Linked DNA regions of Homo sapiens: region 1 is linked to region 2. A link is a loop called in an ENCODE intact Hi-C map of the cell type or tissue named here. Cell type or tissue: IMR-90. All regions are shown on one strand. Links, peaks and the distances in the headings refer to the core of each region. The heading gives the core; the rest is flanking DNA.

The links. Hi-C counts contacts between places; a loop is a spot of excess contacts. Peaks named below come from ENCODE experiments on the same cell type or tissue, not always from the same donor. Only the 100,000 strongest peaks of a DNase experiment are listed, where the experiment ranks them.
Region 1: it touches region 2 in a loop (6-fold over the local background); 4 of 110 quality-filtered maps call a loop at or near these places.

The regions. Positions count from the first base shown.
Region 1 is chr15:49,841,479-49,857,814 of GRCh38, forward strand. No RefSeq gene overlaps it. Among named protein-coding and RNA genes, the nearest start is that of DTWD1, 230 kb to the left of the region's middle. In IMR-90, for the core only: no CTCF peak of the experiment used is centred there; a DNase peak (open chromatin) is centred at 6,913; H3K27ac peaks cover 2,799 bases.
Region 2 is chr15:49,895,696-49,912,031 of GRCh38, forward strand. It overlaps ATP8B4 (ATPase phospholipid transporting 8B4 (putative)), which reads right to left. Exons shown (of 28, transcript NM_024837.4): 21 at 5,397-5,544; 22 at 2,373-2,556; 23 at 1,597-1,820. Among named protein-coding and RNA genes, the nearest start is that of ATP8B4, 220 kb to the right of the region's middle. RefSeq lists an enhancer at 13,481-13,981. In IMR-90, for the core only: a CTCF peak has its summit at 6,813; DNase peaks (open chromatin) are centred at 6,816 and 7,226; H3K27ac peaks cover 4,113 bases.

The DNA of each region.
Region 1 (16,336 bases), core at 3,826-8,825, 54 kb before region 2:
TTGAGGAACAATTAAAAGCTGGCCATATAGAGCCATCAAACAGCCCTTGGAATTTGTCCATTTTTGTCATTCCCAAAAAGTCTGGTAAATGGAGACTTTTGCATGACTTACATGCTATCAATGCTAATTTGCAACCTATGGGGCCCCTTCAACAGGGGCTCCCTTCCCCTGTGGTGATTCTTCTAGATTGGTTTGTAGTCATTATTGACTTAAAAGACTGTTTTTATACTATTCCTCTTGCAAAACAGGGCAGGGAAAAATTTGTGTTTACAATACCAGCTATCAATAATGAAAGGTCAGTTTGCCAATTTCATTGGAAAGTACTTCCTCATGGAATGCTGGACAGTCCTACCATGTGTCAGTATCATGTAAATCAGACTTTGCTCCCCAGTAGAAAAGAATTTCCTAATTGCAAGATTATTCATTTTATGGATGATAAATTACTGGCAGCCCCACCAGAGCCAATACTTGTAAGTTTATATGCCTCTGTCAAAAAGAATACACAATTAAGAGGTTTAATCATAGCACCTGAAAAAGTACAGATGTCCTCTCCTTGGAAATATCCTGGATAGATACTAACTTCCCGGTCAGTAAGACCCCAGAAGGTTAAATTAAATACTAACAACTTACACACCTTAAATGATTATCAAAAAACACTAGGTAATATTAACTGGTTTTGCCCCACCTTAGGCATAACTATTTATAGGTTATAAGCCTGTTTTCTATCCTAAAAGGCAATGCAGCCCTAGACTCCCCCAGGTATTTAACCCCTGCAGCACAAAGGGAAATTGAGGAAATAGAGCAAACTATTTCTCAGAGGCAACTAGATAGCATAGGCCCATGATATTCAGTCCAATTATTTGTTTTTCCTACTAAACATTCCTCAACAGGATTAATAGGACAGATGGCCCCTGGGCTGCATTTTCTAGAACAGGTTTTTTGCTCACATATTGGGACTAAAACACTATCTCCCTATATCCAGCTAGTTAGTAAAGTTATCTATACAGGCTGCAGACGATGCAATCAATTGCTAGGTTATGACCCTGATGTCACAAAAATTCCCTTGCGTAAAAAACAATTCAAAGCAGTTTTGCCCTTATCTCTAGACCTGCAGATAGCAGCAGGCCATATAGAAGATGCCCTTCCTGCTGACAAACTACTTCAGATAGATAAGAGTACAAGTTCTTATCTTGTACTCCTGTAGTTATACCTACAAAAGTAGTTCACTCCCCCATACCTAATGTTTTAACGCTTTTTACTGATGGCTCTGGTAAAAATGGAAAAGCAGTTATCTAGTGGGAACTGCATAACTCCCTCACTCCATCTGGATTTACTAGCACTCAGACAGCTGAGGTTGGAGCCCTAATATTGGCCCTAGAAATCTTTTCTGCTCAATCTATCAATATTGTTAGTGACTCTGCTTACTCCATTTATTTATTGCAGTACCTTGAGACAGCCCTCATTAAGTCTACTCTTGAGCCCACCCTGTGTACACATTTTCTTTGACTTCAGCAATTGCTAGATCAATGTACACATCCTATTTTTATTACACACATTCGGGCCCACACCTCACTCCCCAGGCCACCAGCTTATGACAATAATCAAGCAGACCTGCAGGTTATGACATCATTGCTTGACCAAGCCACCCAATCACACCAATTTTTCCACGAAAATTGGAGAAATTTATCTAAACAATTTCAAGTTACCCAAAGACTAGCTAAACAAATTATTTTACAATGCCCAGATTGCCAGCTCACAGTCACATCCCCTCCTTCAACAGGTGTTAACCTTAGAGGACTAGAACCTAATCAATTATGGCAAACAGATGTTACACACATCCCTGAATTTGGAAAACTAAGATATGTACATGTATCTGTTGATACCAGTTCCCATTTAATAAGCGCTCATGCTCTTCCTGGAGAGTCTGCCCAATATATCATTAAACATCTTCTCTTTACTTTTGTGTTTATGGAGTGGCCCACAAAAATTAAAACTGATAATGGTCCGGCTTATGTCAGCTCACAATTTCAACAATTTTGTCACACGTGGAACATCCAACATTCCACAGGCATCCCTTAAAACCCCTAAGGACAGGCCATAGTAGAACATGTCCACTCCACCCTTAAAAATATGCTCAAAAAACAGAAAAGAAGGAATATGGGTAAGGACCCTGCAACACTATTGGCAAAAGCCTTATTTACCCTTAATTTTTTAAATGTAGATGATAAATTTCAATCAGCCATAGAAAAGCATTTTGCAAAATGCTCTCAAAACATAAAACCTGCGGTTTTACGGAAACATGTAAATAGTAATGTATGGTGTGGTCCAAATGATTTGCTAACATGGGGAAGAGGACATGCTTGTGTTCACACCCCCTCAAGCCCTCTTTGGATTCCAGCATGACTCATCAAACCATACCATGGCATGGCTAGGATCCAACCCGGTACCAGAAATGAAGGAAATGACCCTGCAGGACCCGCAGCCCCAGTTGATGCAGCTTCCTTGGATGACACAGGCCCCGGACATTACCTGGGGAATGCTGAAGAAGAAAACTCAGGAGGCTGAGCAAATCCTGCTCCAGACACAGACACCATTCATTCCAGATAATCTGTTCCTTGCTATGCTTTCTGTTGTACATTGCAAGTCTCACAGAGTATTAACCTTTCTTATTCTCTCACTCTGCCTGCAACCCGCACCTGCTACACTCTATTGGGCTCATCTCTTAGATCCATCTTTCTTCTGCCCTGTTACCTTGGCAGACACGCCCTTCCAGCCTCTAATAACATAACTGCTTGGCTGGGAGGGATTGAGTTGCCCCCGGTAGGGTCCCTCATTAATAACACACATTGGACTAAGGTGCCAGGTAACGCTACATATCACTTCACAATCCTCCCACTGTGTGTAAGTTATAAAAGTTCTAACCCTTACTGTGTACCTGCCCAAACACAATTATGGCTACATTATGGCAAAGGAAATACCTTAACATTCTCGGTTGCAGGTAGCCTCTCTAGATAAGCTTATTTACGTATGTCATCCAGAGACCGACCTTTGATCATCCGCATGCAAGACTGCTCCCTGCAAGGGGGAATGACAATGTTAATTACCCATAGATTGTGTTGGCTCCAGGCCTTTGACATTATACCAGTACTGAATAAATACAAGCAGCTCCGGCTTATTGGGGCTGCTGACTCTTCGGCCACCTAGTGCCAGGCAGTCCCCTAGTCACTCTTTCATGGGATACCTGTGTCTGAGTATTCCTTTCATCTGTCGCTCAGCCAGGGTCTGCAGGACAGACCTGGCAATGTTGAGTTGAAGCTCAGTTGAGGTCTAACAGGAAATCCTGTTTATAAATCACCAGAAGGACAGCATCATAGAGGACTGTTTTCTATAGGATTCTAAAGATGCTGATTTTCTTCCTGCAAGATGCATTTTTCTGAGAATGGCTATTGCCACCACACACTCACAGGCCAAGGACCCCTCCTTAAAACTCTGACAAACATGGGGCAACCCAGCCTACGTTGAAGAGATGAAGAAAGAGCTTGAGGACCAGGCACAAGAGCTTTGTCTGCTCCACCTCCTGGCTCTAGGCTCAGACGGAGAAGGTGGGGTGCCAAAAGAAATTCCTCACATGTTTACTACCTTCCTTCTAATTTCCTGTCCCCTCTGTTGTTTATTGAGTGAAAAAGGATGGCTGTCTTATAAGGAACATCAGATAGCCTACTTCAAGTCCACAGTGATTTTCAGGACTGGCATTTGCTATTACTTTATAGGTCTGGCCAATGCCTGGTCCACGAGAGAGGTGTTCACGACCAAGGTGAGAAGGTACCACTTGCTTACATTTTTTGCCTCTAGTGCAAGTACATTCACCTTGATTCCTCTCCAGTCATGTGGTTTGAGTTACTTTGGCCAGAAGCAGCAACTGAGGCCCAATCTGTGCTGTGCCCACAGGAAACTTCACAAAGGTTTACGTACAGAAGCATTTGGGGCCATGTCTGTCTTGGCTATGGGGACAGGTGGGGCTAAGCCGGCATCTCTGCTGTCAGTTGCCAGACTGCAGAGAGAGGCCCTTGCCTCCTTCCACAAGGTGTTTCCAATAAAGGGGACATATTTCCTTCGTTAGAAATAAACACAGACTGACAATATCATAGCATTTCTTGGGAAAAGAAGAAAACAGTCTTCAAACGTCCTCTGTAAGCTCCTCTGATGTGCATCTAGGTGGGGCTGGCATGGTGAGGAGAGAAGTGTATTATGAGAAAGCAAGAAAAGCACCCACACCATTCCATCACTAGATTTGACTTCCCAAACTAAAGAGGGTAGGATGACATCTGCTTAGCTACATCATAGGCCATCAAGGCTTGAAGAGACATAGGGTGCAACCTCCCTATAATGCTGATGAGGACACAGAGCCCAGGGAGGCTGAAGGATCTGACCACCTTACACAGCAGTCAGGGCAGAGCTGAAGCTACAACCCGCAACTTCTAATTTCAGTCCAGTGTATTTTCTGAAGTACTCCATTTCATCCAACCATCTCAACAATTGAACAAATCTGTTCATGTGTGGTTGGTGCTATAAGGCAATGGTTTTCAACCTACAGTCATGTTGTGAACCTCTGGGATATTTGAAAAATTACCAACACTTGGGCCTCATACCCTGAGATTTCAATTTCATAGGTTTAGTGTGAGGCCCAGCATAGACATTCTTAAGAGCTCTCCACTTGATAGTCACAGAGTTGAGAGCCATTACTTTAAGGAATATATATGGGAAATACTGGCACTTTCCTCTCCATTTTGCTGTGAACTTCACATTGCTCTAAAAAGATAATGTCTTGCCTGGGCGTGGTGGCTCACGCCTGTAATTCCAGCACTTTGGGAGGCCAAGGTGGGTGGATCACAAGGTAAGGAGTTCGAGACCAGCCTGGCCAACATAGTGAAACTCTGTCTCTACTAAAAATACAAAAAATTAGCCAGGCGTGGTGGCGGGTGCCTGTAATCCCAGCTACTCGGGAGGCTGAGGCAGAAGAATCGTTTGATCCTGGGAGACAGAGGTTGCAGTGAGCCAAAATTGCACCACTGCACTCCAGCCCGGGCAACACTGTGAGACTCCGTCCAAAAAAAAAAGATAAAGTCTTAAGAAATAAAATAGGAATATAAAGATAAAAATGACATGTTTCTAGGATCTCATGAGGAGGCAAACAAATACATAAATAACTTCCAAGCTAGGTGCTACAGAAGGTCCAAGAATAATATGAATATAAGTGTGATCCTGCCTGAACTATGCTGTCTATGGCCACAGGACTAATTTGTGTTAACTCTACTGTTTGTTCCACCAAGGCAAAGCTTACTTACCTTCCAGGCCTATCTCAAATCACACCTCTTCTATGGGCCTTTTTAACAAGACTCCAAAAACAGCTGGCATGCCTCTTCTCTAAACTTCTACACTACCCACAGGCCATAGGCAAACAATTTAGCACCAAATTATATATTATTTTCATTGTTACACTATAGTAATAGTGAAATGAAAGCTTCTACTTGTTCAGTGCATACCATGTGCCAGCCACCCTTTATGTTTTCTACACAGTGCCACCCATGCTCCCAGGAGCTCTATGATGCTGGTATTAATATACCCATTATACACATTAGGAAACTGAAACTCAGAGATGTCAAGTGCCTTGCCCCCAACCAGACAGCTGGTAAAGACATGAATTCAGGTATGCATGTCTCTAGACATGTTGCTTTGTATCAAATACAAATAATACTTCTTTATTATAGCACGTACTCCTGACATATTATTTTGCAAACTGTAAACTTCTTTGCTGTTCATTCACTTGTTTAATTCTTACTACAGCCCCACTATCAATTCTATTTGTGAGGGAATTAAGTCTAGAAAAATTAGATACAATTGCTCAAGATTCCATAGCCTGGCCAGGAACCCAGGTGTTCTATTCCAAGTGCAGGGCCATTTCACTGCCCACATATCCATGTGCCGGGCTCTGTTCCATGCTAACCTGAAGTCCCCTGAGAGAAAGCCTGTGTTTGATGCTGCTTCTGTATTTCCCACTGATGCCAGATATGCAGCCTGTTGCTTCATTAATTGATTTGCCAAGAAGTAGCAAGAATGTCCCCAAGACACAGCCAGACCCTAAGGACTTGAAGAATGAAACCACAGCAATTCTTTGGGGGCTGAAAATAACTGCTGAGAAGACATGACTGTGGGTTATTTTTAGTGCCATGAATAAGTTGTATTCTAGAAAAAACAAACAAAACTCCAACCTTTCAGTCACCATTTTTGAAGGAATGATTCTCAACTATCTACATCAACTAACAGAAGCAAACAGCAAAAGCGAAAGAAGTGACCTGCCCATGACCAAAGGATGGATCAGTGGAAGAAAGTCAACTTCCTTTCTCCTTCTCCCCCAAAAGTTTCCAATTTAAATCCCCAAAATCTCCAATTTAAATCCCAGTTATCTGTCTATGACACAACAATGTCTCTTTAGCCATATCCCATCTCGTTTCGTAAAGGATTCAAAGTAGCTTGCAACATGAATAGATATAATAAGCAATGATAAAATATAAACAAGTAAAGACTACCAAGGCTGAGGAACATGTAAATATAAGAAGTCAAGTCCAAGAAAAAATGCCTTATTAGTCAGAGAGGAAACTGTCTAAAGCCCAAAAGACTGCACTGCATTTAAAATAGATCTTCCATGCATGAGGTTTAGTTGATGAGGTATTTTTAGGGGCTCAGTCACTACTGTGGGTTTTACTCCTTGCCGGATATTGATCCAAAAGAATAATTGAAGCAATGAAACTATAGAATTTATCTCCAGGATGTGGTCAGCACACAATATTCATGCCTCCTTGGTTAAATAAGAGACGTGTTTTCCAAGTCTAATGTTGCCAAAAAGACCACGTCAGTGCTTTCTGTGGAATGGAACTCTTATTTCAACAGTAAGTCTGAATCATGACCATTTATTTATTTAACAGATATTGTGACAATAAATTATCTGCCAGGAACTGTGCAATGCATTGCTAATTCAAAGACAAGACATAGACCCTCTCTTACAGGACTTCTCTCTCTGGAGGAGCAGAGAGGCTTGTAAATATACAATAAGTAAAAACATAACAAGTATGATTAGAGAGGAATGCATAAGGAGTTGTAGAAGCAGGGATAGAGACAACCATGTCACTGAGGTTAGCAAGCACATCTTAACTTCTAATCTAACATCTTGTAACACATCTAGTTATAAGGATGCAGAGCTTCTGGGTTGGCAGAGGTGGGGTGAGCATTCTTAATTGAGTGGAACTGATAGAATCATAGAAGAAAGAACTTCCTTTTGTGACTTGCTGAACATCTCCATATTTCTGATTTGATTTTGTGGAGAAGTAAGGCAGACAAATGCAGCAGTGCCATCTCAAAAAGTGGCGGCCAGCAGGAATAGGACAGAGGAGTGTGAAGAAATGCTGTGGCAAGTATTTTGTCATATCCAGGTTAGTGAGACGAATTTCTTGGCAGTATAGGCATATTGTTCTTGGCAATTCTGTATATGGTAAAGGGAACTTCAGGATCCAAATCAACTTTCTGGCTGACTATGCATCCATTCAAACCACCTATGATCACATTTAAAACAAAAATCTAGCATCTCAAGAGAGATTTAAAATGGAAGGTTTCTTTGCCAGTGATCTGCACCAAAAACTGGAAGCCAGCAATCAAAAGTGAACAAGTGTTTCAAACTTTCAGGCCTCTGATGCCTGACTCAAAAATCTGAAGCATCCCCTTCCTGCTGACCCAGCTAAAGAATACTTTGGTGATCATACAAAAATATAATATTAATATACTATATTCATACTATAGTTATATATAACATTTTCAGATTATACATATTTATATGTATAAATATATATTTACATTTATATAGTATAGTATGAACGCTGAATAATTTATAAAATTATGATTGGCAAAAAGCAACTTGCTTAGAATTTACAGTGATTGATTATTTATATGTATAAATATATATTTATATAGTATAGTATGAATGCTGAATAATTTATAAAATTATTATAGGCAAAAAGCAACTTGCTTAGAATTTACAGTGATTGATTCCAGCATATGTATCTGAAGAAGCACCAAAGCAGGGGTCCATGGAAAATGGACACTTGCCTAGTGTTAGCTCAAGTCAGGTTCTGACTTTCTCCTGTAGAAACAAAAGCAGATAAGGTAACTTTCAAAGAAAATTCTTTTTTTTTTCCTTAAACTGACTCATAGCTTAGAAGTTGAGAAAATAAAGAAACAGCTAAGAAATATTGAAGGGTGTTGAATGTCTAAGGGAATCAGATAAAAAAGAAGAGCCTTAATAGGAAGTGTGCACATTTGTGACCAAAAATTAAGCTACCAGAAACTATGAAGAATGAATCCAGAAGTCTTAGCTAGAGAAATCATGCAAGAGAAAGAGATAAAAGGCATCCAAATAGGAAAAGAAGAAGTAAAATGATCTCTCTTTGCTGATGATATGATTCCATAGACAGAAAGTCCTAAAGACTCAGCCAAAAGGCTCCTGGAACTGATAAACAACTTCAATAAACTTTTAGGATACAAAATCAACACACAAAAATCAGTAGCATTTCTATACACCAAAAATGTTCAAGCTTTGAGAATCAAGTCAAGAACACAATCCAATTTACAATAGCCCCCCCAAAAATGAAATATCTAGGAATACATGGAATACATCTAACCAAAGAGTTGAAAGATCTCTACAAGGAAAACTACAAACACTGCTGAGAGAAATCATAGATAACACAAACAAATGGAAAAACATTCCATGCTCATGGATTGGAAGAATCAATTTCATTAAAATGGCCATACTGCCCAAAGCAATCTACAGATTCAATACTATTTCTATCAAGGTACAAATGTCATTTCCACAGAACTGGAAAAACGCTATTCTAAAATTCATATGGAACCCAAGAACAAGCTAGATAGCCAAAGCAATCCTAAGCAACATGAACAAAGCCAGAGGTATCACGTTATGTTACTTCAAACTATACTACAAGGCTACAGTAATCAAAACAGCATGGTTCTGCTACAGAAACAGACACATAGACCAATGGAAGAGAATAGAGAACCCAGAAATAAAGCTACACACTTGTAGCCATATGATCTTTGACAAAGACAACAAAAATATGCAATGGGAAAAGGACCCCCTATTCAATCAACAGTGCTGAGATAGAAGCTTTTGCTGTGCAGAAGCTCTTTAGTTTAATTAGGTCCCACTTGTCAATTTTTATTTTTAATTTTTGTTTATGGTGGATTTAATTTTTGTTTATATGGCTAGCCATATGCAGAAGAATAAAACTGGACCCCTACCTTTCACCGTAAACAAAAATTAACTCAAGATTGATTAAGGATTTAAAAGTAAAACCTCAAACTATAAGAATCCTAGAAGAAAACCTAGAAAACACCATTCTGGACATTGGCCTTGGGAAAGAATTCACAACTAGGTCCTCAAAAGCAATTGCAACAAAACCAAAATTGACAAGTGTGACCTAATTAAACTAGAGAGCTTCTGCACAGCAAAAGAAACTATCAACAGAGTAAACAGACAGCCTACAGAATGGAAGAAAATATTTGCCAACTATGCATCTGACAAAGGTCTAATATCCAGAATCTATAAGGAGCTTAAACAGCAGAACAAGCAAAAAACAAATAACTTCATTAAAAAGTAGGCAAAAGACATGAACAGACACTTCTCAAAAGAAGACAGACAAGTGACCAACAAACATGAGAAAATTCTCAACATCAGTATTTATAAGAGAAATGCAAATCAAAACCACAATGAGATACCATCACACACCAGTCAGAACAGCTATTATTAAAAAGTCAAAAAACAAATGCTGGCAGGGCCGTGGAGAAAAGGGAAGACTTATACACTGTTGGTAGCAATATAAATTAGTTCGGCCGCTGTGGACATACTTTGGAAGTTTCTCAAATAACTTAAAACAGAATTATCATTCAACTCAGCAACCCCATTATTGGGTATATACACAAATCATTCTACAAAAAAGATACATGCACTTGTATGTTTATCACAGCACTATGCACAGTAGCAAAGACATGGAATCAACCTACATGCCAATCAAGGGTGGATTAGATGAAGAAAATGTGGTACATATACACCATGGAATATTACATAGCCATAAAAAAGAAGAAAATCATGTCCTTTGCAGCAACATGGATACAGATGGAGGCCATTATCCTAAGCAAATTAATGCAGGAACAGAAAACCAAATTCCTCATGTTCTCCTTTATATGTGGGAGCTAGACATTGGGTACTCATGGATATAAAAATGGCCAAGAATAGACACCAGGGACTACTAGGGGAAGGGAGCAAGTGTTGAAAAACTATTGGGTACTATGCTCACTTCCTGGGTGACAGGATCATTCATATCCCAAACCTCAGCATTGTGCAATATACCTATATAACCTGCACATCTACCCCCTGAATCTAAAATAAAAGTTAAAATTAAAAAAAAAAAAAGACCAAATCTATGACCTAAGTGTCAACTAGAGATAGCATTGGGTTAAGAGCACAAGCCACTCCTGGGGTTTGAATCCCAGCTCTTCCATTATACGTCTCTGAGAAAGTTACTTAACCTCTCTGGGGTTTGATTCTTTCCCTTTAAAATGGGGAAAATAATGGTGCCTACCTCACTGGGTTGCTGTGAAGATTGCATTGAATGAGCTAATTATTATGAGGCTTAGCACAATACCCAGCACTTAGTAATCCTCACAATCCTTCAAGGAACATCTCATGATCCCCATTTTCCAGGTGGGTAAATGCACTTAGAGAAGGCATCTTTGCTAACAGTCCCACAGGTAACCGATGGACTTTCTAAAGTGTCAGCCATTCCCCTGGCTTCTCCTTCCCCTCCTTCTCCTAGGTGGTCAAACTATACAGAGTATAAATGTTCTTTCACTTTTTTCCTACGACTCAATCTGTCCCATGACTTTCTCTCAAATATTCCCCTTTCCCAGCTCCCCATGATGCTCAAGTCCTTTCTTTTACTATGAAAACATTTTTTCTTTGTTGCTGGATTTTGTTCTCATCAATTCTTTTATGCCAAGGACATTCGGGACTATCCCATACTAAGAAGTGGTGTTAGAGAAATCCCCTTGACTATTTGGGTATCAGTTTGCCATTCTTTGGAAATTATTCTCCCACCACCACCTTTTCCTCAGTTTTTATTTTTTCATATTTTTTCAGCCTCAAGGTACTCCTTCCCAGATCTAGACAAGGTCCCCAAGGAAGATCAAAACATTTTTGAGGTCAGGAACTATTCCAACTCACACTATCTAGACTACAGACTAATTTAAAGACTACAGACAATCAACAAAAGCTGCTATTTAACTCAAAGGACAGAACAACTATTTTCAAATATTTGAGGAGCTGTCACATGAGAGATACTTATTCAGTCTCTTTTGCAAGGGCAGAGGCAAACAATGCAGGGTAATGATGGGGAAACAGACCTCAGGTCAAAAGAAGAAGGAGATTCCTCACCAATGGAGCTGTTCGAAGGGAGCTGGCTTCGTTGAGCTCATGAGCACTGCATCATTGGGAACATCTGAGCAGAGACTGAATGCCATCTGCAGGCTTATTCTGAAGGAAGTTCCTGCATCAAGTTGAAAGTATGTACATAGTCTCCTGGGCGAATGCAGGAGAATCACCTGGAACACTTTTAAAGGGGTTACAGCAGGTAACTGAGGCAGACTTAGAAGAGTAACCTAGATGGGGAAGGGCATGTTAGGTGGTAAGATTAGATTAGAGTGAAGGAGGCTACGCAAGACAGATCACCCACCTTACAATTCTATCTCAATCATCAATGGTACTCAGACAAGCATAGTTCCTCTTTGAGCCACCCAGGGTGAGGATGTGTAGAAGGTACTCTACTCATCTCCTTCTTCATTTTGTGGTGATACCACTCCAGCTCTGGCTGATTTATGATGCTATTTTAGAGAAGGTCCCAGGCCACTTACCAGAGGGTCAGAGAAAAAAGCCCATGGTAAAGGGAGTTGATAAGAATGTGTATCCAGTCTACAACAGCAATTAGGGGCCTGGGCCTGATATCCTGCATTTCAGCCTAATGGGTGGATGAATTAACAACACCACCACAGTGTGGGGAATAGGAGGAAGAACTGGGGGTGAGGATGATGGGGGGATAGAGGGTGGAGTGCACAAGAGTTGTATGAAGCAGCCTGGACTTGACAGACACACATCCTTCATTAGCACTCCTGCTCAGAATGAGCTGATGACCATGACTATTATACCAAATATCAAGTGAAAGAATTACACAATGGGTTTGAGTTTCTTCTACAGAACTGAGATGTAAGAAGTATCAAATTTTTTTACCTTTTCATATCAAATTAGACTGGCTCTGAACCTCTAGTCTGTCCATTCCATCTCCTTGGAGCGTATAAGAATTTCAGGTCTTACCTAGTCCCAAGAGACAGAGAAGGGCTTGGTCCTTAGTCCTGATACAGTTTGGATATTTGTCCCTGCCAAAATCTCATGTTGAAATGTGATCCCCAATGTTGGAGGTGGGGCCTGGTGGAAGATGTTTGGATCATGGAGGTGGATCTCTCATGAATGGCTTGGGCCATCCCCTTGGTGATAAATTCACAGGAGATCTGGTTGTTCAAAGTGTGTGGCATCTTCCCCACTCCCTTTTCCTTACTCCTGCTTTCATCATGTGATGTGCCTGCTCCCCCTTCACCTCTGCCATGATTGGAAGCTTCCTGAGGCCTCCCCAGAAGCAGATGCTGACATGCTTCCTGTACAGCAATACAATAAAAAAGTAGTTGACATGAACTATATTTTTAAACCTCCTGCAATCCAATACTTACCAGATTTCATAATTTAACATCTCTGAAATTAGAAGTAAATCTTACATCCAATGGCATCTTTACAACTCTAAGCGGCAATATTCTTCTTGTTTTCCCGTGGTATGTAAATGAATGGTGCATCATTTACAAGGGGGCATTTTAGATTCCATCAACTGTGGTATGTATAATGCATGGTTGAAAGATACTGGGTTAGAACCTCTCCGAAGGCAAGAAAAAGAAACCATTTCTTATTTATCTTGTACCGTGGCCTCTCCACACTCAGTGTTCTATTAAGTGATTGATTCACTTATTAATTTTAAATTTAGTCCAGTAGAACTAAATTTGTTAGTACATTTCATCTGAGAGGTCTACTAGATGTAAGCTATGTGTGAACCATACATGAGAACTTTGAGGAAGAAATGGAACCGTAAAACAAAGTCTTGCCTGTCAATCAAAAAGATAATTCTGGTCATCTTGTCTACCCCTAAGTATTTAACTAAGCTCCCAAACTATGAACCACAATTATTTATATTATAATTGTAAAATATATATTTTTAAAAATATTTCAATTAAAAATGTTAGTATTCATTGAGACAAAAAACCATACACAATACCTAAACATATTTTGTCAATAATATGCAGTTAGAAACTATTCCTGTTGTTCAAAACACATCATCTCGTACCTTCAGAAAACTATTAGCTACCACACAAAACGATACCAGGAAAATATTTTGACCTGCCCTATAGTGTTTTTGGTGTTACTTGGTTTAAAAAAAAATCTTGCTGTTTTTATCTGGTTTAGACCAAATAGGCACCTCATAAAGAAAAATAGGTATAGTTTCAAATGTGACTTATCACGTGGTCCAAATAGGTCAGAGTGCCAGCTGCCATTAGCAGTGGGGCAAGACTAGCCATTGATGGCCCATGTTCATTCTTATTGGTCAGTGTCCCTGTCCAACTGTTTGTTAAATAAGCTTAATATCTCCCCCAGTCACTAATCATAATCCCAAATTAATTTATTCTTTTTCAGTAGTCATTTAATGAAAGTGACATTATCTCAAGAAATTCAGTAACAGGAATTTTATTCAAAACCTTTTCTGAGGATGTTTTGGGGTCAATATTATTATTTCTGTCCAATCTTGGTGCATTATCTCATACTTCCCTGTATCTCTATAGTGTCACATACTGGAGCAGAGACAGAAAGGGGATGAGAAGGAAAATCATCAGCTGTTAAAGAAGCATCCTAATCATTGCTCACATTTACCTAGAAGAAGGCAGGGAGTATAGAAACATTTATTACAAGGGGTGAAACAACTAGATTTCTTCTTGATCATTACTTTACTTCCAAGTTAACTATCATCTCTCCATGCATCCTGCTCCAGTAAGAATTTTCTGTGTAAGTCTAGGGCTGCAGTTTATTAAAAATTTTAACTTGCCCTTATAAACCTTATGGGAATCTGAATTGAGATAGCCAGAGATATCTGGCCAACTAATCATTATTATTTCTTGAAATCTGGATGTTTATGTATGCAGCTCCAAGCTGATTTGTATTCTGCACCAGTTACAGGAATAGATCTGCCAGGAAGTTTTGAAATTCAAGGACAGATAGGGTTAAGTCATAGCCCCAAACTACAGATTAGCCCAGCAAGGTCCTCCAAATCTTTTGCAATACACATTTGGTAATACGTGGGTCATTTAGTTCTGGCTTCCAGGCAGTTCAGCTAAAGGCTTAGGCTAGAGAATTGCAAAAGCTTATGATTTCTCACCAAGGAATGAAATGTGACGCAGTAGAGCAAACTGCAGACATTTAATACCAGATGTTAATGTAAAAATTGGAAAATTGTGACCCCCCCCCCCCACACGGTTATCTGACCCATGGCCTGCAGAATTCCATCACAAAGTCTGTAAGTCATCATTATTCCTGGATTCCTACACTATTAACTTTGTGCCTACTCTTTGTAGTGTAAAATAATAATTCTGAGTCATATAACTGAGATAATTAGATTATATCAATCTTGAGGCATTTTGTGCACACACTAACAGAGTAATTCAATTTCTTACCATAAAAATCAGAAGTAGAGCTTTTCTCATTAGTTGGATTTCCTAGTGACTTTTTAGAAATAGTTTGAGACATTTTTATTTCCTTTGCCTTCCACACCTACCTGACGTCACTAAATGCTGTAGGAAAGGAAGGAAGGAAGGGAGATTTTTCTTATTTGCACTGAAAGGTAAAAGAACATTTGAAACATATATTTCTGAACATTTTTACATTTATTTACACTTTTCCCTAAATCTGCACACTTTACATCTACACAGACACAATACAGTTTATGTAAGAATGATACACAAACTGCAAAGTGCTCTATAACTATGAAGAAAATTGTTCAAGCTCTGTTGCTTCAACTTCGGTCCCAAGGGAACAAAGGCTCAAAGAATCTCCTCTAAGCCCAGATTCAAGGTAGGGAGGACTTTTAAATGAGCTCTTCTTAACAGGACATGAGTATCTTACCTTCACATCTGGATACTTTTGTTACTCAAAATGATGAGAGAGGAAAGGAGGGTGTGGAGATACCTTCATGAATCATTAACAAGAAACAGCATTCAACTGACCCAGGTAAAATGCCACCACAGGGTTTAGCAGCTCTGTGGTGAGCTGAGAGAAAAGCCAGAGACAGCAGTGCATCAGGGGCTAGTCTAGAGAAATACAAACCAGTACAACAGCCTGAAGAGCCAGGCCCTGCCCTCAAGAGAACATCCAAGTCAGTTTCTTCTCTCTCTCTCTCTCTCTCTCTCTATATATATATATATATAGAAAATCTGTCTCTCTAACAAAGGCAATTGCAAATACACAACAGACAACACTGACAAGAACAGCTCACAGATTGGGTAAATGAGAAAAGGGCTTTAAGACCATCCTGTCCCAATTTCTCTATCAATGGACAAGGACACCAAGGCCTGGAGAAGTCAGGTGGCATGCCCCAGCTCACACAGATCAGCACCATCACTGTGACAGGAAGCCAGGGCTCCCGGCCCCCATTCTGGTAAGATTTTCTTGTTCTCACACAAGATGTGAAGGAAATTTTACTATTCAAGAGTCAAATATAATCCACTTTTTTTTTCTTTGAGGGATTACATTTATTTTTCAGAGAGTCAGATTATCTCAAAAAAACATATAACTGGAAAACTCTTTTCTCCCTCCCACCATCCTTTCCTCCATTACTTTTTCCTCTCTTGCTTTATCTGTCTTACTTTCTTCCTTCCTCTCTCTCTTTCTTTCCTTCATAAGTATATACATCTGGAGGCAGAGGAGAGAGCCAAAGATAGCAGAGCTAAGTCAGGGAAACACAATTTGCAATTACCTATAATAGCTCAAAACTTGGGCTGAGATTTTAAAAACACAAGATTATCAGCTTAAATCTAGAAAAAATAGTTTTTCTTTCCAAATAATTTGATAACATTTATG
Region 2 (16,336 bases), core at 4,016-9,015:
AATTCTAGTTGCTTAATATCTGGCTCTGACCGATTTTTATCAGAACCCAGAAAATGACCTAAATGTAGAGGTTAGAAGTCATTGAACGTTAGTTTCAACTTCACAGTTTTAACAGACAACTTAGTGGAACAGTTGCCTATTCAAGCTTTGTGCGTCTGCAAATACAAATCACTGACTACTCTTCTGTGTTCTAAGAGTTTTTAAATGGGGTTTGTCCCTTCATAGTCTTGAGATTCTTCAGCCTTAAGCCTTTGGAATATGAAAATTAGATCTCTTAGAAACACCCGTTAGCAGATGGTCTTGCTTTGTTCTTATGTGGAAGGAAAATCAACAGACTAGGAAGCCACAGGCCACATTCCAATGCTTGTCTTTGTTGGACAAAGGAGGAATTATGAGCATGCAAATAACCCCAGCCCCACGCCTACTCTGAAGTAGCACTAAGATAACTTCTACTTCTGAGTAGCTAAAATCAAGACTCTGCTTTACTTCAACTGTCAAGAGATTAACAAAAAAAAGGCAAAAATATCAACATAATCTACTCTTAGTTTAGGGCATGTTATCCTAAAAAGAGAAAATTAGGAATGGGAACAGGTATGCCTCACTTTAAGAAATCTTAACTTCCCAGAAGAAGGAAAAAATGTTGAAAATGTATTTTCATTGTAAAAAGGAATTCACTAATCTCCCTTAGCACATGTAAGAAGAAGATGCCAAGATTTCATTTATCCTCAGTCTTTTTGAATAAAATGATTTTTTAAAAATCACCTTCATGCATATCGTTGAATCCATGTCATTGATTAAACCCAAAGAAGGGAAGAACAATTGAATAAATCTCTGAGTGTTATGGTTACCATTTCCTTTTCAAGGACAATCTTTTTCTTGTATTGTTGTTCAAAATGTCAATGCCATATCTACATTTAAGTTTTTGGTAACAAATTTTTTAAATTTATAAGTATATTTAAATGATATAGACATTACATTTTACAGTTGATTCATTGGGTCAAAACTTTTCTGATATTGAAGATGTGTGGTTAAATAACTATCCTTTAATGTATAAGAAGCGATATAAAAATAGAATCCTAATTTATACATTTGCTAATTTTCTTTCTTCCTACCAGCATTATCTATAGATCAACTTTTAGCTGATGAATTGCTGTCTAAACAGCTTTGATGTCAGAGTACCAATCAGTCCAGATACATTTAGTGTGTTGGATAAGAAACCATCTTCCCAGTAAAGATACCTCAACATTTCTTATTAGTGATTTGCAGACTTCTGTTCTAAATTAAAACTCTACAACAAGCTTACCTGTCATCATACCAAAAACATTTCAACAAAAACTAAAGTATGCATGGAAGGAGTACTCACTGGTTGACTATCTAAATAAGAAAATAAATAAATAAAATTCCAGCTAGATACATATTCTTCTTGGGTACAAAGCTCAAGTCAACTATCAATTACATAATTGTAATACTATTACTTGAATCAGCCATTAAAAAATGCTCTGAATTTATTAGTAAAGAGCTATGAAGAAGAGTCATTTGTAATATCATACAAAAACAAACAAACAAACAAACAAAAAAAAACATGCTTTTACCAACCTGGGCTGAGAAACCACAGAAGAAACCAAACCAGAAATGCACAAGTGTAAATGCAAAATTCTTATAGAAGAAATAGCATAAGAATTTGCACATTCGGAAATAAGACCACCTTCCATGAACAAGGAGAAGCCTTTGGAGATATCTAAACTGTGCAAATGAATAGTCGCTGGCTAAGACTGCTTGCAATCCTTCCTGGCCGCTGATGCCAACACCAATGTGAGCACCTACAAAGGAAAGAGGAACACTGTCACTCCCAAAACAAAGCCACGATCTCTTTTGGAAACTTGTCATTCCTCTTTTATTTACGGAAAACTTACAGCCATTGCAATTATAATTTTTCACATATATTATCTGATGAAACACTTATGATAGATATTTCTCTTAGTTTTACAAAAGAGAAAATCAGCCTCAGAAAAGTTCAGTGACTTACAGAAGTTTTTACAATTTGTAAGTGGCAAAGATGGGGTTAAAGTCACATGTTACAAATGTGGGTCTGGTGTTCTTTCCTCTACACCGTAGCTACTTACTTCCTCAAATAGTAAAAGGTGAACGACGTCTTTTTCTAGCCTAAAAATACACAAATGGTTTATTTAAAGACAAAGAAATTTTGTTACGAATACTAATAATGGTGGTAGCATTGGACCCAGAAGTATCATTCATTTTAGAATCACTGGCAAAATTAAATTTTAATGCAATCTAGTGATTATATATTGCCAAATGCTGAAACTGAGGACCCCATGTATGCAGCATACCCCATTGAGCAAATATCCTCTTACTTTTAATCATGCTGACATCATTGGCTCCATCACCAATGGCCAAAGTAACAGCATTTCTGTACTTCTTCACCAGCTCTACCACTTGGGCTTTCTGGAGTGGAGTGACCCTGCAGCAAATTACAGTCTTACACATGCAAGCAAGTTCTAGGAGATCATTCTTGACATCACTTTCTAGGGCATGAGCCTGTATGATTAAAAATAAAATTCAAACAAGAACAGGAAACAATAAATGAGGGTTGAGAAACAAGACAAATGTTTTGTTTGCTAAAACCATTTCATTTGTTTGCTAAACCATTTCATTCACTCCAAAAAGTCATTGTTGATTCAGAATCACACAAGCAACAAGAACCAAAGAAATGAGTATTGAACTCCTAAGCAAATTTTAAAATACTACTAAGGAATTTTAAAATAAAAATAAACAAAACTGCCATTTATATGTCTTCCTTGATATCATGCTGCACTGGAGAGAGAGAGTTAAATGCTGGAGAAGTTCTAGAAACCATTAAAATTGATGAAAACAAAAGACAGAACCTATCTACCAGCTCACCAAGTTTAGAATGAACTACAAATGATGATGTTTTGTTTATTCTATCTGATGGGCTTTTTGTTTCTTTGCACTGTTGTTTTGTATATTTAGTTTGTTGTGATTGTTAATGTGCAGGCAAAATGAAAAGCAGATGATCTGGGGATTGTCCCTTGAAGAACATAGTGACTGAAACCCAGAGAGGCCTGTGCAAAAGGGGGGCACGCAAGCTGCGTCACAGACAGGGTTCCTCAACCATTTCTAATCTTGCTCCTATCCAAATGCATAAGAGCCTTTAGCTATACCAAGAAATCACTAAAAAAGATAGCACAATCCCTTCCAATTAACTGTGCAATTTTTTTTTCCTAGAAAATGTTTTACTGTAAATTATTTAATAAACACATTAAGAGGAAACAAATCCACTTACACTTTGAGTCATCAGTATCTTTGAGTGAATCTTTAGCAAGACATTCACAGCCCATATCAATCTGGCCCCTGCATTCCTTTTGAGTTTCATCTTCTATCACCACTTTTAAGTCTACACTTTTTTTCCCATCATGCCAAATTGCTTGTTCCTCATGATTGAATGGGCTCTTTCTTGCCTCTGTGCCTTTGTACTTGCCATTACCTCTACTTGAAAATATCACTCTCTCCAGGAAGTCTTCCCTGATTCTCCCACAAAGAAGTAAATTTGTCTCCCTCTGTGCTCTCAAAGCATTGTGTTCATTCCTCTTTTACAGTATTTGTCATACCACTGTGTGATTATCTCACCCACTAGACAGCAATCCCTAAAACGAGAGCCATGTTCTATTCACAGTCTTATCCTCAGACTTTAGCACTGTGACCGGGGCACGCTTAATAAAAATGTCAATGGATGAATGGCTGGATGGGTAAATGAATATAAAAACATAACTCAGTACAGAAAATTCTCATGTTCAAACCTATAATTCCTAGGTGAAATTGTGAGTTGGCATTTTCAAATATTACCACTCTTTCTGAAAGAGAAAACAGATAATTGTCTGTCTTGCCTAGAATGGTCTCTTTCTCTCTCTCTCTCTTTTTTATTATCAGCAAGTGAAAAACTATGCTAAGACTCTGAGAAAAAACAAAGGCCAAATTACATTCTGCAAAGCATCAGGATTTGAGCAAATTAGAATCATGATTAAAAAAAAAAGAAAGAAAGAAAAAGCTTTCTGACCATACTAGCAAAAACATAGTCAAGTCTCCTTAAATTAAAAATGGCATTTCATGGTTCCATGAGTTTCAGGCTTTGAATATGATGGTGTTCTTGAAGAGCATCTATCTTACCTCCTTCTTTCAATGCACTTAGAGACAGAGAGAGAGAATGGTATAAATTATCACCTGAGTACTCTTAATGTCACCACACATTGGATTCTTTGAGCCTGAGAGAAAGTCAAAGTATAACTCATAAGATTCCCTTTCCATATTGTGGTCTCTGGGGAATTCAGCTTGGGGGCCACCAGCTTTAAGACCCAGATGACAGTCGTAATTTTCAGTTACTGTTCTTCTGTGCATAAAGGAATTTTGTGTCATGTGGACAAACTTTCAACTGAGTTTGGCCTGCAGCTGAGCTCTGTAACTTTCCATGGTGTAGAAGGCAACACATCATTATGTCTGGAATCCAGCTGGATAATGCTCTAAGCACTAAGAGCTAACAACAGACAGCTGATCGCAAGGGAGAAAACACAATATCCTCATACCCAACTTCTTTTGTCCTCTAAGAAACTGTCTACAAGAAGATACATTTATTGTCCAAACCCTAAAGTGAAAAATGATCATCAAAGCCAGAGAAAGATGTGAGATTAATTCCTTGTGCATATAAATTATAATTTCACTGGAGCGTAATTGGAGCTTTTGTATTTTAAATTAGAAACTCAGAAGAGTATTTTCATGTTTGTTCAAGATTCAGAATCTGAACTACATTAAAAGTACAATGCAAGTTCATTCTATTAGGACAAGAACCAGATTTCCTAATCAAAGCAAATTGTTTGGCATTGCTGTAAAATGCTGCTATTTAGAAAAACCACTAGAGGTATCTTAATGGCAATAATTTCGTATAGTAATTACATGAAGGTCAGGTTGTGCTCCACAAATCACAAACATTAGTAAGAGCAATAATTATAATACATCCACCCAGTTGCATTATTTTAATTAAGTAACAGTGAGCCGTAACACTCCCCTCTAGAAAGGCACTTAAATAATACTGCTAAGTGGTCTATAGTCATTTAGACAAGATTGATATTCTGTGAATTTAGCATTTCTTTGGAGCCTCCCCTTTACTGTGGTGATCCAAATAATAATGTATGAGATATATATTAGAAGTTTCCTTTCCCTTTGCAAACAGGAAATCATCGCATATGCCCTGTATCTAGTAGTGACATTTGTCTGGAAAAGACAAAGGAGGTCTCATTATGATAGCACAAAAGAGATGATTATTGCAGTGAAGAAAAAGAAAGGACAAAAACCTTAGGCAAACTCACCAAACTGTGGCCATTTATGATTAAGGCATAATCTCCTGTTATGGTTTCTTCTACAATAGAATCCAACTCCAGCTGCTGCTTTTTTTCACAAACTACATGGCCATTGGAAAAATTTCTGTTTTGTCCAAACAAATTTTGTTTTGCTTTCCTTAAAGGAGAGGGTGAAAAGTGAAACATAACAAAGCATACAGAGCATGCCTACTAATTCTAACAAGAAACTTGCCTAGAGGTAAATTTATTTCACCACTATTCAGAGAGAATATGGCATAAGACCCAGTTTCAGTAAGCAAGCTGGATAATTCTTTGTGATGGGAATATCTTAGCAAATTTCCAAATTCCAGGATGTAGGAGAGTAAACATAATGAAAATACAATATCTTGAATGTTTAAAATGACCTAAAAGCTAAATCACCATCTTGAGCTGTGTTTGAACTAGGGGATCTTGATAGATTTGGTACTTAAGACTGTCTGAGCTTCAAGGGCTTAAGAACCACTATCTGGCAGGCATGCTGTTAAATAATGGAAAGCACAAGACTAAAGACAATTGATGAAATCTTCTAGGAATTCCAGGACATCTATATATAAAATAAATTCATCAATTTGAGGTACAATGTAATACGATCCAGCTTAAAATAGTCCTCTGAGAAACATATTTTTTAAAAAAAATTTAACAAGAAGAAAAATGATGGTACTTACTGAATTGGCATAGCCATTATAATAGGATAGAACATTTTAAGCAAAAATTGTATTCAGCTTAAAAAATAGAATAAATCTTCTAGGAAAAAAACTAGACACCAAAATATAGAGGGTTGTTCCAAATGGAAACGCCCTCCAAATGCTCTAGATCTAATTAGCAGTAGCTATAAAGCAATCCTGCTCACATCCCATGCATCTCTGCCATCTAAGAGGAAGATTGTATGGTGACATAGCACACTTAGAAGTGGCATTCTACTGTTCTCTCCAAAATGGAAAGATGATGCCCTTAAAGGAAGGGAAATTCCTCTTCAAGAACAGTTGAGTGCAGGCTTTGAAGTAACATAAGGCAAGCTGACAAACCTACAGAAGCTTCAACCACGACCAGAGAACTATCCAGCATGGGTCATAACTGGCATTTACAAAATGAGCACTCAGGAGAACATGGAGAGTGAGAGAAGACCAGAAAGTGAATATTGTGTCTTTTGGCGAAATGAAATTACTCATCCTGTGTAGAAAATATTTATTAAAATGGTTTTATGCTGAGGCTCCTCTGAAAGAAGAGAATGTCCACTTACCAAAACAACTGTTTTAGCCCTCAGCTGTCTAATTATTTGAAAATGTAACACCAATTGTTTACATACTAAGTTTAAAAATAAAAATGATACAAAAAGATACATTAACTTCTAGCTCAATATCTCCTTCTGCTGTCCAAGACCAAAATCACATCTGCATTTAGGAACCCAGAGGTCACATGGTTCCAAGAATCATATCACACATTTAACAATCAGTTTGCAGAATCAAAGAAAAAGATGTATAAAGTCAGAGTGCTATGTGTGAAATTTAGGGAGTTACAAAGGGGAGAGGGAAGTAGAACAGACATGAAAAATCATTGTTGTAAGTGAGAGGATCAGACTTTCCCATCAGATAACTATGTCAGGGAATCCTCCTCACAGTCATGAAAATGTACAGTGCCAAATAATAAAGAAAGCAAGGGAGACAAGTTCCTTGGAAATGAACATTTCTCTGACAATGTTGCAGAGCTCATAAATTGTGACTTCAGAAAGCACCACAGGGAAAACATCTCCTGAGTACTCCTTTTGAGTAAAGTTCTCACTCGCTGTATAAATGACTCAATCTGTTTTCCCCTTAGAGAGTAAAAACATTCCAAAGAAGGGTGAAGTTCATGAAAGTATTGGCTGAAATTCTATTTACTTAGGATTTTTTTCTCCTTAAACTGTCTTCCTAACATCTCACATGAACCCTTTTCCAGGCAGAAAAGGGACAGTTTTTCTGGCTCTGCTGAAATTGTCACTGCACTTTCTCTGTACAGGCCAACGTCTCTTGGCCAGATTGGGCTTTCATATTTTTAGACCTTTGCCCACGCTCTGTAGCTGTCATTTCTTTTTCTTCCTGGAATTTAGCTCTTCAAACACCAGCTGGTTCTCACAAAAACGATTTATTAGGAAGGGAAAAAGCTACACATAACTCCCTTCAATGACTATGAGCTATACATTTTTGAAGCGTACACACAATGCTTAACCACATAATACAAATAACAAATGCTAAAACAAAAGAGTGCCTGTTTTTTCCAAGCTGCGTAATGAAGGGCAGTTTATTACAATTCTTGGCATGCAGAATCGCATTAACAGTTGAGGCAACTGTGGCATTCACAGCCCCATGTCACTACAAGCACAGCAAAGCATAGTTAGGCACATACTGGCTTGCATACAACCTATAAAGAAGAAAAGAGGATGGTTGGAAAAAAGAGTCGTTTAGTCAGTCCTCTTAAGGCACTCTATATTGAAAGGTTAAATTGATCTGTTGTGGCCAGGCACAGTGGTTCATGCCTGTAATCCCAGCATTTGGGGAGGCTGAGGCGGGCAGATCACCTGAGGTCAGGAGTTCAAGACCAGCCTGAACAACATAGAGAAACCCCCATCTCTACCAAAAATACAAAATTAGCTAGGCTTGGTGGCACATGCCTGTAATCCTAGCTACTCGGGAGGCTGAGGCAGGAGAATCACTTGAACCTGGGAGGCGGAGGTTGCAGTGAGCCAAGATGGCGCCATTGCACTCCAGCCTGGGCAACAAGAGCAAAACTCCGTCTCAAAAAAAAAAAAAAATCGATCTGTTGGAAATGGATTGAAACCATGACATCCTGTTTAAAAGAAGAAAATCTGGACTTTGATATGAAAGCTGGAGCTTTGAGCTTGGAACCTGGAAACCTGGGTTCAGACTGCCTCTGACATCTTATGTTTGTTTCCACAGTTGAGTTATCTGACCTCTAGCCACTTGATTAGCCAGCGACAGATCCATGGCTGGAACCTACGTCTTCATATTCACAGTTCTTGGTCTACTGCACCAAGCTGGTTTACACATAGAGTCAGCCACAGACTGCCTCTAGGTTGGACTAAGACACAGTGCTGGAGGGACAGTTTTAAGGGACAGCACTACCCTGCCAACAGTAGAGAAAGGGAGAAAGTACATGAAATTTTGATTTGAATTCCCAGTTCCATTCCTTACTACCCTACCTGAGAGACCTTTAAGATGTTCAACCACTGAACCAGTTTCATTATTAGAGTTCATGAAATGGGACCAGCCAGTCAGTTTGGCTAGTGCCCCAAGCAGTCAAAATAGATCATGAAAACTTGGGCTGCTGCACCAGTGTGTGCCAGAAGATCTACAAGATTACCTAAGTAAGTGCTCTAAAATTTTATGATTCATGAGAGAAATTTAATGTACTAAAACATTTTTCCTGGGTGACTAGGGGTTAGGAATTAGGACCAAAATGCATTTTGTTTGGCCTGCACAGTGTCTTAAAGAATCTCTATGGCTTTATGGCCAACATGATGTTCCCACTCACCAAAGGCCCCATCACTCCCTGATGTATAATAGATAGCCCAGATCACATGATTAATGCTATATGCCTGTTCCTGAAGCCATTTGCATTTGAGAACCCTGCACATTCAAATAAATAATTTTCCACCAAGTAGATGTTCAAAAAATACTGATGCATATTTTGCTGATTAAAGAAGAAATATCAATTCCTAGTTATATCACTGGGATACTTCTTAGAAGCAGTGGAGTCACTTTATGATTTAGTTAAAGAACATGAGTTTTTCTAATAACAAAACACGTGATCAATGCTACAAAAATGAAATACGGAATGAGTTTTCCTCTCAGATCAATCAAAATTAAATTCTCAGTCTGTTTTCCTTTCAGCAGAAGACATATGAATTGGTGAAATGTATTCAATGTAGTAATTTTCTGAGAAACCATAGCAGGGTTTAACTGTAGCTTTCTAGGCATGCCTTTAATAATAAGGCAGCTACAGCAGCAAAATTAACCCAGGACTCAAAGTGTCTAAAATGGTTTCACGACACTAAATTTGAAACAAGCCGTATGTATGATATGTATAAAAATTATATATCCATGTTTATGAAATAATCTAAGCACATTTGACAGGTTTAAATATAAGCATTTTGGTCATTTCTTTTCAATAGCTACTATTGTTCAGATCCTGTTCTTTGGTTACACTTTCTTTTTAAATGAACTCCCACTGAACTCAAAAGCATAACACAAGAAAAAGAGATGGTGCAAATTTATGATTTCAATATTTCATCCCAAAGCTGTAGGCTTAGATATAAGTAGCTGAGATTAGGAGTATAGAGAACAACTTTGAGCAATAGCTTTTTTGGATGCCATTTTACCCTCAGTCCTAGTATTAAGAAAATGCACACTATAACTATAATGATTTCTCTTACATAGAATTTTCTATCATATGTTGCCTCTCTGTCTTATACTCTAAGAATGGGGTTACCTACAAGTCTGAGTAGAAATAACATTATTTTCCAGTCAGCTGAGCAAGGTGGCCCCAAGGCTCCTGAAATATTGAGTCTAGCTGGAAATTCTTTATTTTTTTTCTTTTGAATATTTTTTCTTCTCATTAAAAAAGATAATTTTTTTAGCTTTTTTCTAATTGTAAAAGCATTACACAAACACTATTACAACATCAGATAATACAAACAGCCATAAAGAAGGAAGTAAACATGATCCATAATTCTATCACCCAGAGAGAACCACTGTTTATATCCTCCAGATCTTGATAGGCAAGGAGGTAAGGAGGTGGGTAGATGTATAGTGTTTTATACATATATGTACCTACATATATATACACACACACACACACATGCACACACACTTTTTTGCAAAAAGAGAGATCACATTACGCATGATGTTTTGTAGTCTCATTTATCATTTAACAAAAATATCATGGGCATTTTCCAATGTCGAAAAATACAAAATCACTTTGAATGACTGAAGAGTGTTCCATTGCATGTATATATCATAGCATTTAACAAAATCCTTCATGGCTGGTTATTTGAGCTATTTCTCATCTCTATTATCATAAATCAATAGAGCAATAAATATTCCTTTTTATACAAATTCATACATTTGTTCACTTATTTTCTTAAGGGAAATTTCTAGAAGAATCACTGGGTAAAAACTATGCGTATGTGTAATTTTGAAACATATCGCTAGTTTGTCCTCTAGGGAGTTTCTATCAACTTACAGTCCCAACAACAGCATACAAGTAGTTCACATTTCTCCATATTCTTTCCACGTAATGACAGTTGTGTCATCTAGCCAACCAAATGTAGTTGGATAAAATCTTGAGATATTAACTCAATCGCTCCTTTTCCCACTACTACTAGGACCACAAGTGATCCTCTCCATTTAACTAGAAACATACTTTGCTTCAGGAGGATCTGCAGAGCCAAATATAGAAGGAGAAAAATACAACGAAACTTTTGTTTTTGAGCACCAAAATAGGGCTTTGAAACTCATAGCAGCATCATTAGTCTGAATTTCAGCAATCTGGAATTTCACTAATTGGACTTTTGGAAAAAGAAGGGGGGGATTTCTTTAAGTATCAAAAGAATAAACTTTAAATGAGTCAAGGCATTAAAATGATGACAAAAGGAGCAGAGTAGGAAGAAATTACTTTCCTTCATTTCCCATCCCAGCCTAGGGAAAGGGGACTTTGAGGAGTTTAGAAACTGATAAGTGATGGCTAAAAAAAGCCGGGGTCCTGACCCGCCCCTGGATTGGTAGTGGATGAAGGAACCATGTGGCTAATGGAATCCTCAGATAAATTTAGGGGAATCAGCAGAGTAAAGGGATTTTAGAAACTGAAGTGGCCATATAAGAACACAAGTCATCTTGGGCATAGAGAGGTGAGGAAGAGCAGCCACACTTTCCATGGTTCCCCAGCAGAGTGTGGAAGTCAGCCAAGAGGGAAAGCCAACAACAACCCTAAGAGAGCAGAGACCAGACAGGAACACAGACGTGGGAAGTGCTGGATGCCAGCAGGGTAGACACTGATGAACAGTAACAGGTGAGGCAATTGTACATCCCAGACTTGAACTAAATTTAACTGAAAATGCCTAGTTTAATTGTTCTGTCCTCAGACAGAAAGAGGTTCAAGTTCAGTTTTAGAAAATTTAATGAGTTTCTATTCTTGCATGCCTGAGCACACTCTGGGCTGTGAAACCTAGCAGTGACAAAGCCTCCTACTATTTCTCTTCACATCCAATCAAATTACAAGACCTATTCATTCTACCTCCAAAAAGCTGTCTATTTTATTCTACCCTTTCCTTCCCCACTGTTTCAGGCCTGCTGCCCTTATTGGGGAAATAGTTACAAAAGTAGTCCTTGTTGGTGGAAAGATTGGGATCAGTGGCTGAAAGAATGAAGGAAGGGAGAAGGGAGGAAATAGACAAGGAATGAGGAAGGCAAGAAAGATGCGCATGGAACAGTCATAAAGCTTTAAGTTCTTATCTAATCCCCCAAATAAAATAAGATATAGAGTAGATATTTGTATCCCCATTTTACAAATAAGGAAACCAAGCAAACAGAGGTTATTCCCATATCAAAAGTTTCCCACTCAGCCTAAGCATGAAGCTGAGATTCCAACTTGAATCCAGCTGACATGAAGCCCATACTCTTTCTCCTACATCTGCTATTTCCCCTGGAAATTTCTGCTGACTCTACTTGCTAATCTGGTGTCTGACCATTTACTCAAGTGAAGCAGTAAGATACCTTAACAACTATATTTTTAGGTTAATTATTAAAGGGAATAAAAATAAATCTGAGGTATGTTTAGGGAAACACATGGCAAGTGCACAGCCTCTGGGACCAAGCTGCCTAGATTCACATCCCACCTGAACCACGGACTACTTTGGGCAAGTTACTTACCCTCTATATACTTCGACTTCCTCATATGTCCAACAGGGAAAACAGTAATGCCTACGATTGAGTTTCTTAAGAACAAAATGAGGTAATACATGTGTACTGCCTACAATACTCTTCCAGGCACTGTCTCAAAACATTTAGCAACAGGCTTATTAAAATCTAGATCTGTTTGCATCTATCTTCCTTCAGCAAGAGTCAAGTTCTGAATGAGAGTGGTCCTTCAAGATGTACGACTAAAGGCATCTGGCAGTTGCCTCCTCCACAAAGAAGCACCAAGATAGAGAGTAGATAATCATACTTCAAATATGTCATCTAAGAGAAAATATTGGAGTTCAAGAGAGAAGTGACAGGAAACACCTAAAAGAAGAAGAGGGAAACAAGGCATCCTGTCTGGCTGGGAGCCCAGAAAGGCTCTCCTGTGTAGGGAAAGTATAAGTGAGGGATGCCCAGTGGTCCACAATCTCACCACAGACTCCACTCCTAGCCATAGGAGAGCCTCTCAACCCTTTCAGACCCTGAAATTAACATAGGGAGCTGCCTGAAGACAAGGCAGTGCCATTGCCCCAGAGAGGGAGCTCACACTGGGTCCCACATACCACAAAATGACAGCAAAGTGTCATTTTGAGAGCCCAGCCCCACCAGACTGCATCCTGCCTGAGGGCCCAACAGTACTTGGCTTTCCACATTCCTGGAGCTCCACTGACATTCCCCACCTGCAGCCACCACCACTGCCACCACTGCCACCATGGCCAAAGTGCAAGACGCTGACAGCAACCCCACTACCCTTCCAGCAACAGGACTTCCTCACATTTCCACATGCCCTAAGGATAGGCTACCTTACATATAGCTGCCACCTACAGCCAAAGCACACACTTCCCAGCCACCTGCCTAAGGCTGCTACTACTAAAAGCAATCCCACTCACCCCAGCAGCCAGCACGGCCAGAGTGCAGCTACTGCCACCCCCACCTGAGCATTCCACCAGAGGCCTTGGGATAACCCTGTCCCTGCCACCACAGCCAGCACCCATACATACCACTGGACAGCGGGGAGAAGGGGAACATACAGACAGGTCTGTCCAGTCTGGCTTTGACCGCACTCCATACCCCCCACCCCAGTACTTGAGCATACCACCTAGGGGCCTGGGGATCACCCTGCTCCATCCACCATCCACTGCCGTGGCTCCATCCACCATCATGACCACTCCTCCCAGAGACTGGAAGACAGACTAACCCAGCCTGCCACTACCACCACAGCTAGCACCCACCTGCACTTACCACCCGTGGACCTGGGGAATGGCCTGACCAGCCTGTCACAGCCACTGCCAACACCAGCATAGGCTATTTGGGAGCCAGAGAGTTGTCCAACCACTGCTACTGCCATTGCCTATGCCATGCCTGCAGCCCAGGGGCCCAAGGTCCAGCCCACTGTTTCTACTGCTGTCACCTGAGCAAGCCTCCTGGTGGCCCAAGAATCATCCCACCAGGACACACTAATGCCAGTGCCAAATGTGCTACCCTTGGACCCAAAGACAGGCAGGCTCAGCCTACCACTGCTCCCACTGGGGCCCAAGGACTGTCCCACCTGCTGTCCCCATGCCCAATAAAACTTCACTACAGTCTCCATTAACAACCACACCCTAAGCCACTGAGGAAGTCACAGACACCATTGGCTTTGTTTACCAAAAAAAAAAAAAAAAAAAAAAAAGAAAGCCAAATAAATTATATGGAGACTATACTACTGCACACATCCAGAATCAAAGCCAAAGTGCCCTACCCAACCAATACCAAGATACATATTGAGGAAGTCCTCTCCTATGAAAGTAAATCCACAAAATTGGAAGAAGCGACTGTTATACCAGATGTGCAGATAGCAACGTAAGGACACAAGAAACGTGAAAAAGCTAGGAAATACAACTCCAAAGGAACACCATAATTCTCCAGTAACAGATTCCAATGAATAGGAAATTTATGAAATTCCCATAAAAATAATTCAAAATAATGATATTAAGGAAGTTTAGTGAGATACAAGAGAACAAAGATAAACAATACAAAGAAATGAAAAAAACAATTCAGGATATGATTGAGAAATTTACCAAAGAGGTAGATATCATAACGAAGAACCAAACAGAAATCCTGCAACTGAAGAATTCACTGAATGAAATAAAAAAATATATTTGAGAGTTTTGACAATAGACTAGATCAAGAAGAAGAGAGAATTTCAGAAGAAGACAGGTCTCTTGAAATAACCCAAACAAAAGTAAAACAAAAGAATTAGCAAGAGTAGACAAAGCCTACATAACGTGCGAGACAACATAAAGCAACCACATATCTGAATTATCAGCATTCCCAAAGGTGAAGAGAGAACAAAAGCATTCAAAAGCCTATTGATGAAATAATAGATAAAATCTTCCCAACTCTAGCAAGAGATTTAGACATTGAAATACAGGAGGCCCAGCAATCCCCAAACAGGTACAATGCAAAAAGGTTTTCTCTGTGATACATTATAGTCAAACTGTCTAAAGTCAATGACAATGATAAAATTCTAAAAATAGCAAGAGAAAAGCATCTAGTCACCTATAAAGGAGTCTCCATCAGACTTACCGTAGACTTATCAGTAAAAACCTTACAAGCCAGAAGATAACAGGATAATACATTCAAAGTGCTGAAAGACAGTATCTGGAAGTCAAGAAATACTATACCCAGCAAAGTTATCCTTTTTGGAGAAATAAGTTTATTTCTAAATAAAGTTACTTTATTGTGGAGAAATAAAATTACCCTCTTTGGGGAAATAAAGTCTTTCCCAGACAAGCAAAAACTAAGGGAATTCAACACTACTAGAAAAGCCCTACAAAATAATTGAGGGAATCCTAAACCTGGAAGCAAAAGGACAATATCTACTATTAAGAACAACACATAAAAGTGCAAAACTCACTGGTAAAGCAAACACACCAATGAGGAAGAGAAAGGACTCAAAGTTACAACTAAAGAAAACTACTGACACAAAAATATATAATAAAAAAGAAATAAAGGAACAGAAGATATATACAACATCCAGAAAACAATTAACAATGTGACAGGAACAAAACCTCACATATCAATAGCAACTTTCAATGGAAATGAATTAAATTTTCCGCTTGAAAAATACAGAATGGCGGAATGGGTTTTTTAAAAATGTGATCCAGATGGCCTGGATCTGGATCTATAAAAATGTGATCTATATGCTGCCTACAAGAAACTCCTTAACCTGTAAAGACACCTATAGACTGAAAGTAAAGGTATAGAAAAAGATATTCCTCACAAACAGAAACCAAAAGCAAACAGGAGTAGCTATACTTATATCAGATACAAGACACTTTAAGCCAAAAATAGTAAAAAGAGCCAAAATTATCATTTTATAATGATAAAGGGATCAGTTCAGTAAGAGGATATTACAATAAGAGGATATTACAATTCTAAATATATATTCACCCAACACTGAAGTACCCAGATATATAAAGCAGATATCATTAGATCTAAAGGGAGAAGTAGACTCCAATACAATAATAATGAGGGACTTCAACAGTACATTCTCAGCATTAAATAAATCATTTAGACAGATAATCAATGAAGAACATTAGATTTAAACTGGACTTTAGATCAAATGGACTGAACAGACATCCACAGGACATTTTATCCAACACTTGCAGAATACACATTCTTCTCACCAGCACATGAAACATTCTCCAGTATAGATCATAAGTTAGGCCTCAAAATCAGTCTCAACAAATTTTTGAAAACTGAAGTCATATCAAGTATCTTCTCAGACCACAATGGAATGAAACTAGAAATCAATACCAAAAGGAACTTAGAAACAATACACTACATGAAAATTAAACATGTTCCTGAATGAATACTGGGCCAATGAAAAAAGTAAGATGAAAATGAAAAGATTTCCTCAAACATATGAAAATGGAAACAAAACATACCAAAACCTATGGAATACAGCAAAAG